2 separate regions of the Homo sapiens genome follow, and region 1 is linked to region 2. Evidence: read pairs that join two places in POLR2A ChIA-PET (ENCODE). Cell type or tissue: OCI-LY7. All regions are shown on one strand. Links, peaks and the distances in the headings refer to the core of each region. The heading gives the core; the rest is flanking DNA. Region 1 has its middle 220 kb from the start of CT66. Region 2 has its middle 330 kb from the start of CT66.

Region 1 (5,379 bases), core at 320-5,319, 110 kb after region 2:
ACCCATAGGTAAAAAATGATATCTCGGCCAGGTGTGGTGGCTCACACCTGTAATCCCAGCACTTTGGGAAGCCACGGCGGGTGGATCACCTGAGGTCAGGAGTTCAAGACCAGCCTGGCCAACGTAGTGAAACTAAAAATACAAACTAAAATACAAACAAGTACCCGCGGTGATAGGAGGCACCTGTAATCCCAGCTACTCAGGAGGCTGAAGCAGGAGAATCACTTGAACCCGAGAGATGGAGGTTGCAGTGAGCCGAGATCTTGCTACTGCACTCCCGCCTGGGCAACAGAACAAGACTCTGTCTCAAAAAAAAATAAAGGATATCTCATTTTAGTTTTCATTTTCATTTCTATTGTAAGTGCAGAACATTCTTGAATGGGATTAAAGAGCCGTTTTGCTAAAAGCCTGTTTACTGCTACCAAACACAATCTCTTTAAAAGACAAGGACTGCAGACTCTCCAGAAAAAAAAAAAAAAAAAACACCATGCAACAGCAGGCAGTATCAATCTGTTCTGAACCACCACTGTGAAGCAATTGACTGTGCTTTCCACCTATAACCTGAGGATTCAAAAGCTGCTTTCTGGACCACAGCGGAGAAATCTCAGAGGAGAACAAAACCAACATTTGAGTGCTTGCTATACACCAGGCACCAAGCTCTCCAGGGATTCTCGTTCAATCCTCCTAACATGTTTAATCCAGGAGGCTCTGAGAGGTTAAGTGCCTGCTCAAGCTCACATAAACAGGAAATGGCAGAGGAGGACTTGAACCCAGCCCTAGACCCAGGTGTTTGTGCACTACACCACACAAAAGCTACGTGCGTGGGATGATATCATAGCTCACTCTGGAAGGCTCACTGGATGCCTCCTGCGATGCTGAGATGGTTAATGTCCATTCAGCTGCATCCTGAGATTCATCGGCTAAGTGGCCATCTCTGGAATTTAGTCATGACCTTCTAAGTAGAAGTATACTACAGGATTGCCCATCTATGGAGCCCAAATGAATATAGGCCTCAAGATTTCTTATGATGTCAGCTTCCCTTAAGACACACCCATCACATAAGATTCAACATTGCATTAACTTGTACAATTATTGAAGACACGCTTGTCACAAGCACCTAGAACTGTTCAGAGATTTAAATATTGTTGTCAGGCGTGGTGGCTCATGCCTGTAATCCTAACACTTTGGGAGGCTGAGGCAGAAGAGGGGCTTGAGTCCAGGAGTTCCAGACCAGCCTGAGCAACACAGCAAAACCTTGTCTCTACAAAAAATAAAATTAGCTGGGCTTTGAGGTACATGCCTGGAGTCCCAGCTAGTTAGGAGGCTGAGGCAGGAGGATTGCTTGAGCCCAGGAATTGGAGGCTGCACTGGGCTATGATGGCACCATTGCACTCCAGCCTGGGCAACGAAGAGAGACTTGTCTCTAAATAAATAAATGAATACAGTTAGTAAGACCCAAAAAAAGGGCTAGGAATTGGTGCACCCAGTGTCTGGGTAATAGAGATTTGTTCAGGCAAACCAATCTACTCCCATGGTATGAGGAAGTAAAGGGTCAGTAAGAGGAAATGTTGTCTTTGTTTTTTGAGACTGCGTCTTACTCTGTCACCCAGGCTGGAGTGCAGTGGCGCGATCTTGGCTCACTGCGACCTCTGCCTCCTGGGTTCAAGCAATTCTTCTGTCTCAGCCTCCCTAGTAGCTGGCATTACAGATGCCCACCACCAAAACCAGCTAATTTTTGTATTTTTAGTAGAGATTGGGTTTCACCATGTTGACCAGGCTGGTCTCAAGCTCTTGACCTCAAGTGATCCGCTGGCCTTGGCCTCCCAAAATACTGGGATTACAGGCATGAGCCACTGTGCTCGGCCGGAAACATTGTCTTGAGGGAACATATCTTTCAAAAATGTTATTAAAGTAAGCCCTAGCTGGCAAAGTGGCTCATACCTGTAATCTTAGCACTTTGGGAGGCCAAGGTGGGAGGACTGCTTGAGCCCAGAGGTTTGAGGCCAGCCTGGGCAATATAGTGAGCCCCCATGTCTACAAAAAAGTTTTTTTTTTAATTAGCCAGGTGTGGTGATGTGCGCCTGTAGTCCCAGCTACTTGGGAGGCCAGGGTGGGAGGATGGCTTGAGCTCAGGAGTTTGAGGCTGTGGTGAGCTATGATTGCACCACTGCATTCCAGCCTTAGTGGCAGAGGAAGTCCCTGTCTCTTACATGAAGAAAAAAGAAGGGAAGAAGAAAGAAGAAAGAAGAAGGAGGAGGAGGAGAAGAAGAAGAAGGAGAAGAGGTAGAAGAAGGAGAAGAAGGAGGAAGAGGAGGAGGAAGAGGAAGTGAGGAGGGAGGGGGGAGGAAAAGGAGAAGAACAAGAGGAGGAGGAAGAGGAGGAAGAAAGAAGAAGAGGAAGAAGAAGGAGGAGGAGTAGGAGGAGGAGAAGATTGTAGAGGAAGTAAATGCCAAAGGTCAGGTGAGTACAGACTCAAAGTCAGGTCAACATTTCTGCTTGAGCCCAGGAAGTCGAGGCTGCAGTGCACCATTGCACTCCAGCCTGAGCAACAGAGCAAGACCTTATCTCTCAAACTAACATAAAGTGAACTTCCAAGCAACCCTCCTCCTCACATGTGGTGCTACCTACAGCAGAGCTACTCAGGGTGTGGTGTGAGAACCCTTTGCTACTGAGCCACAAGATAATCACAGAAATCAGGAATAAGCATTTAGAAACTTTTATAGCAGTTTGGCAGAGTAATTTTATGCCTGTTGAATCTGATAATGAAAAAATGGGGGCTTGTAAAAATTTTTTATTAAAGCCATTAAAATGAAGAAGTGTTTTAACACGTGACAAGTGCTCACACCACAGGGGTTGTAATGACTCAGGATAAGGAAGCTCAGGCATCTATTGCATGATGAAGAATTTCCGGGGCCTCTATGTGCCAAGCCATGCACGGCACAAAGCACCTTCGCAGTGGATTGGCACTGCCATCTGCCACATTTTCTCTGAAAAACGTCTTTGGCAAATGTGGAACTACCATCTCACAACTGTTGCTATGGGAGGTTGTACTAAAAATGTGCAAAATGGGTTTTTTGGATAGAAACTTCGTTCATCATCTCAAGAAGGGGCAGAGTCTCTGAGAAAATAATTGAAGATTTATGTCACATACTCCAGAAATCTGTATCCAAAACATCGGAGCGGCCAAATTCCAGAGAGCTGTCAAGAATTCCTAAGGATATGCTAAGTGAAATAAACCAGACACAAAAGGCCAGGATTGTATAATTCTGCATGCAGAGCCCAGGATAGCGGGGAACATAGGGAGCAAATGTTTACTGCATACAGAGTTTCTGTTTGGGACGATGAAAAAGAACTGGAAATGGATAATGGTAACAGTTGCACAACATTGCACATGTATTAAATGCACTTAAAATGCTTAAAATAGCAAATCTGTATGTATACTTTACCACAATGAATAACTAAATAAGAATTCGCGAGGTATTTTCTGAGAACTCATTGCTTATTAAAAAGAGGGCCGAGTGCAGTGGCTTACACCTGTAATCGCAGCACTTTGGGAGGCTGAGGCAGGAGGCTTACTTGAGCCCAGGAGTTCGAGCCCACTCTGGGCAACAAAGCAAGACTCCCGTTTCTACAAAAAAAATTAAAAATTAGCTAGGCATGATGGCACACATCTGCAGTCCCAACTACACCAGAGGCTGAGGTGAGAGAATCGCTTGAGCTTGGGAAGTCGAGACTGCAGTGAGCCATGTTCACACCACTGCACTCCAGTCTGGATGACAGAGCAAGACCCTGTCTCCAAAAAAAAAAAAAAAAAAAAAAAAAGAGAGACCAGGTGCAGGGCTCACACCTGTAATCCCAACACTTTGGGAAGACAAGGCAGGCGCGCAACCTTGAGGCCAGGAGTTCAAGACTAGCCTGGGCAATATAGCAAGACCTCATCTCTACAAAAAAATTAATTAGGGAATTAGGGATGCTGGCATGTATCTGTACTCCCAGATACTCAGGAGGCTGAGGCAGGATTGCTTGAGCCCAGGAGTTAGAGGCTGCAGTGAGCTATGATCGTGCCACTGCACTCTCAGCCTGGGTAAGAGCAAGATCCTGTCTTTAAAAAATAAAAAAAAAACCCAAATTTTCTTAATCCAGTCTATCGTTGTTGGACATTTGGGTTGGTGCCAAGTCTTTGCTATTGTGAATAGTGCCGCAATAAACATATGTGTGCATGTGTCTTTATAGCGGCATGATTTATAATCCTTTGGGTATATACCCAGTAATGGGATGGCTGGGTCAAATGGTATTTCTAGCTCTAGATCCCTGAAGAATTGCCACACTGACTTCCACAATGGTTGAACCAGTTTACAGTCCCACCAGCAGTGTAAAAGTGTTCCTATTTCTCCACATCCTCTCCAGCACCTGCTGTTTCCTGACTTTTTAATGATTGCCATTCTAACTGGTGTGAGATGGTATCTCATTTGGTTTTGATTTGCATTTCTCTGATGGCCAGTGATGACGAGCATTTTTTCATGTGTTTTTTGGCTGCATAAATGTCTTCTTTTGAGAAGTGTCTGTTCATATCCTTCGCCTACTTTTCGATGGGGTTGTTTGTTTTTTTCTTGTAAATTTGTTTGAGTTCATTGTAGATTCTGGATATTAGCCCTTTGTCAGATAAGTAGGTTGCAAAAATTTTCTCCCATTCTGTAGGTTTCCTGTTCACTCTGATGGTAGTTTCTTTTGCTGTGCAGAAGCTCTTTAGTTTAATTAGATCCCATTTGTCAATTTTGGCTTTTGTTGCCATTGCTTCTGGTGTTTTAGACATGAAGTCCTTGCCCATGCCTATGTCCTGAATGGTACTGCCTAGGTTTTCTTCTAGGGTTTTTATGGTTTTAGGTCTAACATGTAAGTCTTTAATCCATCTTGAATTAATTTTTGTATAAGGTGTAAGGAAGGGATCCAGTTTCAGCTTTCTACCTATGGCTAGCCAGTTTTCCCAGCACCATTTATTAAATAAGGAGTCCTTTCCCCATTGCTTGTTTTTGTCAGGTTTGTCAAAGATCAGATAGTTGTAGATATGTGGCATTATTTCTGAGGGCTCTGTTCTTTTCCATTGGTCTATATCTCTGTTTTGGGCACATATACACCATGGAATACTATGCAGCCATAAAAAATGATGAGTTCATGCCCTTTGTAGGGACATGGATGAAGCTGGAAACCATCATTCTCAGCAAACTATCGCAAGGACAAAAAACCAAACACTGCATGTTCTCACTCATAGGTGGGAATTGAACAATGAGATCACATGAACACAGGAAGAGGAACATCACACACCAGGGACTGTTGTGGGGTGGGGGGAGCGGGGAGGGATAGCATTAGGAGATATACCTA
Region 2 (5,379 bases), core at 329-5,328:
ATTCTACCTTTTCTTCATTTGTCACTGTCATTGGCCCATAATAGGTACTCTGTTTGCTAGACTGATGGATGGTTGTATGGAGAGATAGACAGATAGAGGGATGGATGGATTGATGGATGGATGGATAGATGGTTGGGTGGTTAGATGGATGGATGGATGGATGGATGGATGGATGGATGATTAAGTATTTAGATGGATGGATGATGAAAGGGTGGATGAATTGATGGATTGGGTGGTTAGATGGATGGATGAATGGATGGATGGATGGATGGTTAACTAGTTAGATAGATGGATGAATTGATGATTGGGTGGTTGGATGGATGGATGGATGGTTAAGTAGTTGGATGGATAATGAATGGATGGATGGATTGATGATCAGGTGGTTAGATGGATGGATGATGTATGAATGAATGCATAGGTGGGTTGGTGGGTGGGTGGGTGGTTAGATGGATAGATGAATGATGAATGGAAGGATGGATAGATGAGTGAATAGATGCTGACCTCATAAAGGCTTCATCTTAGCCCTTTCTTTACACTTTCCCTAAACATTTTTACCCCTCCATATTCAACTATTATCTCAGGGTTGATGATCCCCAAATCTGTATCTCCCAGTCCACTTCACTTCTGCCCATGTGGATGGATGTATTCAACTGTCTTCTGGACATCTCTAATTAGATGCCTCACAGTGCATCAAAATCAAAGACTCATACTGAAATCTATTTCTCTTCTCAATTTCGTATCCAAATTAAGATTACCATTATGTACTCAGGTGCTAAGGCCAAGATTCTCGGCACCAACCTTCACTCTTTCCTTCCATTCATTACCAAGACCTGTTGATTCAATCCCAGATCTACATACACTCCTGTCCATCCACACCAACTTGCTTTATCATCACCCCCAACAACTCTCACCAGGAGCATGGTTAACAGTTCCACTGTCCTCTCCACCTCTAGGTGTGTACCATGTGCCCAATCCCCTTCACCCTCAAACTACATGGTGTTTCTTTAACCCAAATCTACATATATCAGCCCCCTGTAGAAGTCCCTTTGTGGCTCCCCACTGCCCATGAGGATGAAGTCTGAAGTCTTCAGCCTTTCATATCTGACCTCACCATCCCCCAAGTGCTTGCAGGTTCTCAAGTGTTCCATGCCTTAATGTATCCAACATCTTCTGCTCTCCTACTTTGTATGCAGGATTTATTTTAGGTGTGACCCCTGCAGGGATGCCTCCCCCCAATCCCTCATTTCTCACTCCGGTCTAGATTAGGGACCTCTTCTACCTGCTTCCATCAAACTTGGTTTCTCTTTTATTGCACCCAGGGCATGCAACTTTTTTTGCCTTTGTGCGTATCTGTGAGCTCTCTGAAGGCAATGACAGAGTCCCAAACATCTCTAAATCCTCAATGTTGAGAATAGCACGGACACAGAAAAGGCATTCAAATGTGTGTAGATTGATGGGTTGGAAACTTGTGGGAGTATAACATGTATTTTGGAAAACCTAATAAGGGCTCCAGGCATTTTTGACAGGATAGAGTGATGAACTGGGTTTAACAAGATAAAATTTAATTGGAACAAATGTAAGGTTCTGCCCTTGGGTCCAAAAGGCACAGGTGTGGGAAGAGGGAGCTGCACGTGGTTGCAGTTTATATGAAAAACCTGGGGAGTTAGACTTGTCAGTAAGCTCAGCGTGGGTCAATAGTGTGATCTGACTGCCAAAACAATTAACACAATCTTAGCTTGCGCTGAATGTGTAGTTTCCAGAATGAGAGAAGTGATACATGCAGGGCAATCAGGCCATACTATAGATCTGGGTTCGTTCAGAGCTTCACACTTTAGGAGTCAGACAGTAATACGTGCTGAGAAAAAATACCAGGTGGTAAGAAGACATCAGATCAAGTCTAATGAAAAACACGCGGAGGACCAGATCTGCTTAGCCTTCAGAAGCCTATCTATGCTTAGGTTTAGGTCCATGCTAGCTATCTTCAAACATCCAAGGATGTATAGCCAATTTTAAGGAATTATTTTCTAACCAAGAAGACTGTCCAAAATGTGGACAGGTAGAAAATCTCTTGCCAATGGTGATATCTCAAAGTATGACAGAATTGTCCTTTCAAAAACATGTTGTGACATCACACACACATACACGTACTCACAATTTCCACATGCTACACACCCTGCCCCACCCTTACCTGCTCAACCCCTACCCAAACTTCTGCTTAAAACCCTTCTAAGGCTGTACTGGACTTTTTTTTTTTTTTTTTTTGAGACAGAGTGTCACTCTGTCACCTAGGCTGGAGTGCAGTGATGTGATCTCAGCTCACTGCAACCTCCGCCTCCCAAGTTCAAGCCATTCCCCTACTTCAGCCTCCCAAGTAGCTGGGACTACAGGTGTATGCCACCACGCCTGGTTAATTTTTGTATTTTTAGTAGAGACAGGGTTTCACCATGTTAGCCAGGCTGGTCCTGAACTGCTGACTTCAAGTGATTTGCCTGCCTCGGCCTCCCAAAGTGCTGGGATCACAGGCATGAGCCACTGTGCCCGGCCCACCCCAAGATTTTTTTTTTTTTTTTTTTTTTTTTTTTTTTTAGAGATAGGGTCTTGCCAGGTGCGGTGGCTCATGCCTGTAATCCCAGCACTTTGGGAGGCTGATGCGGGCAGATCACGAGGTCAGGAGATTGAGACCAGCCTGGCTAACACGGTGAAACCCCATCTCTACTAAAAATACAAAAAAAAAATTAGCCGGGCATGGTGGTGGGCTCCTGTAGTCCCAGCTGCTGGGGAGGCTGAGGCAGGAGAATGGCGTGATCCCGGGAGGCAGAGCTTGCAGTGAGCCGAGATCGCACCACTGCACTCCAGCTTGGGCAACAGAGTGAGACTCCGTCTCAAAAAAAAAAAAAAAAAAGAGAGAGAGAGAGATGGGGGTTTCATGCTGGGTGCAGCGGCTCACACCTGTAATCCCAGCACTTTGGGAGGCTGAGGGAAGTGGATCGCCTGAGGTCAGGAGTTTGAGACCAGCCTGGCCAACATGGTGAAACCCCATCTCTACTAATAATATAAAAATAAGCCAGGCATGGTGGTACACGCCTGTAATCCCAGCTACTTGGGAGGCTGAGGCAGGAGAATCGCTTGAACCTGGGATGCAGAGGTTGCAATGAGCCAAGATTGTGCCATTGCACTCCAGCCTGGGCAACAAGAGCGACACTCCATCTCCAGAAAAAAAAGAGATGGGGTCTCACTCTGTTGCTGAGGATGGTGTGCAGTGAAGCTATTAATATCATTGCTCACTGCAGCTTCCAGCTGCTGGGTTCAAGTGATCCTCCCACCTCAGCTCCAAGTAGCAGGGACTACAGGTGTGCATCATCAAGCTGGGCTAATTTTTAAATATTTTGTAGAAATGGGATCTTACTATGCTGCCCAGGCTAGCCTCAAACTTCTGACCTCAAGGGATTTCTGCCTCAGCCTCCCAGAGTGCTGGGATTACAGGAGTGAGCCACCATGCCCGGCTTATATTGGACTTTGTAATGTGCTTCCCCATATTTGCCTCACTGGTTGACAAGCTGCTTGCTAAATGGATAGCTCTGGTTGTGCTTGTCTTCTCTGCTGTGAGGACCCTCTCAGGCATGGCCTCCATTGCACCTGCCAGACCAGTTCTCAAGCCAGCCCAACCTGACCTTGACCATGGAGTCTCTGTCTCCTCTCACCTTTTCCAGACTCAGAGATAGCACTGTGCCTCACTCCAGCTATGACTTCCCCAGGGGTCCCCTGGAGGGGTCTTTGGTGACACAGCCCAGGAGTGCTAGAGAGTTGAATTAGTCCATTTTCATGCTGCTGATAAAGACATACCTGAGACTGAGTAATTTACAAAGAAAAAGAGATTTAATGGACTCACAGTTCCATGTGGCTGGGGAGGCCTCACAATCATGGCAGAAGGCAAAAGGCATGTCTTACATGGCGGCAGGCATGGGAGAAAAATGAGAGCCACGCAAAAGGGTTTTTTTCTTATAAAACCAGCAGAACTTGTGAGACTTAATCACTACCATGAGAAGAATATGGGGTAAACTGCCCCCATGATTTAATTATATCCCACTGGATCCCTCCCACAACATGTGGGAATTCTGACAGCTACAATTTGAGATGAGATTTGGGTGGGGACACAGCCAAACCATATCGAGAGTTATCACCCTGTGAGGTCTACCCTGACCAAAGAGGGACAAGAGGTACAAAAAAGCCAGCACATGAATTTACCCTCTCACTCCTTGGTGGACCACTCTGTGCACCACAAATTATGGTCCATATGGCCCAACCATGCAACCCATAAAGCTGTGGTCAGCTCCCTATTGCACCATTTTGTTTTGTTTTGTTTTCTTTTTTTTTTTTTTTGGTAGGGGGGCGGCGGGGGGACAGGGTCCTGCTCTGTAGCCCAGGCTGGAGTGCAATGATATGATCACAGCTCACGGCAGCCTTGACTTCCTGGGCTCAAGCAGTCTTCCCACCTCATCCTCCTGAGTAGCTGGGACTACAGGTATGCGCCACCGTGACTGGCTAATTTTTACATTTTTGTAGAGAAAGAGTCTCTCTATGTTGCCCAGACTGGTCTTGAACTCCTGGCCTCAAATGATCCTCCCACCTCAGTCTCCTGAAGTGCTGGGATTACAGGTCTGAGCCACTGCACCTAGCTTAATGCTTTGTATTTGCTTTTTCTCCTTCTTTTTGACTCTCTCTCTCTTGCTGCTCTGGAATTGTATCTCCTCCCTTCTAATAAAACGTTAGCCTATTTAAAAAAACACCCTTCTAAGGCCCCCCAACATCCTTAGGACACAAAACCACAGTCTTCATGCAGCTTCTAAGGCTCTGCCCATTCTAGCCTCTGTCCCTCTCTATCCTCTCTCCTTGCTTCATCTGCCCCTATAGAAACCTCTCACCAGACTCTTCTGCCTTGAGACTCTCGCCCAGGCCGTGCCTCTGCCTGGAATCCTCTCTTCCCTCCCTTCTATGTGTGTTTTTGTTTTGTTTTGTTTTGTTTTGTGTTTTTTGAGATGGAGTCTCACTCTGTTGCCCAGGCTGGAGTGCAGTGGTGCGATCTTGGCTCGCTGCAACCTCCACCTCCCAGGTTCAAGCGATTCTCCTGCCTCAGCCTCCCGAGTAGATGGGATTACAGGTGCCCACCACCAGGCCAGGCTAATTTTTTTGACTCGCCCCTGGTTCCTCATTGTATTATTTAAGTTCTGGCCTTCCAGTCTCCACCTCTCAAGATGGAACATTCTCTCAAATCCTCACATGTGGTCATCCCTGCATGCTGACATCTGTTGAGGAGGCCCTGTCATTGTCTCTGCTCTCAGATATGGCATGGTATCAGTTAGGATTGTGTTCCACTGCAAA

What was found. ChIA-PET counts read pairs that join two places held together with the same protein. Peaks named below come from ENCODE experiments on the same cell type or tissue, not always from the same donor. Only the 100,000 strongest peaks of a DNase experiment are listed, where the experiment ranks them.
Region 1: POLR2A ChIA-PET joins it to region 2 with 5 read pairs; 2 of 35 experiments call an interaction of 5 or more read pairs at or near these places.

Annotation. Positions count from the first base shown.
Region 1 is chr7:69,371,005-69,376,383 of GRCh38, forward strand. No RefSeq gene overlaps it. Among named protein-coding and RNA genes, the nearest start is that of CT66, 220 kb to the right of the region's middle. In OCI-LY7, for the core only: no CTCF peak of the experiment used is centred there; DNase peaks (open chromatin) are centred at 2,527 and 2,897; H3K27ac peaks cover 1,017 bases.
Region 2 is chr7:69,263,548-69,268,926 of GRCh38, forward strand. No RefSeq gene overlaps it. Among named protein-coding and RNA genes, the nearest start is that of CT66, 330 kb to the right of the region's middle. In OCI-LY7, for the core only: no CTCF peak of the experiment used is centred there; no DNase peak of the experiment used is centred there.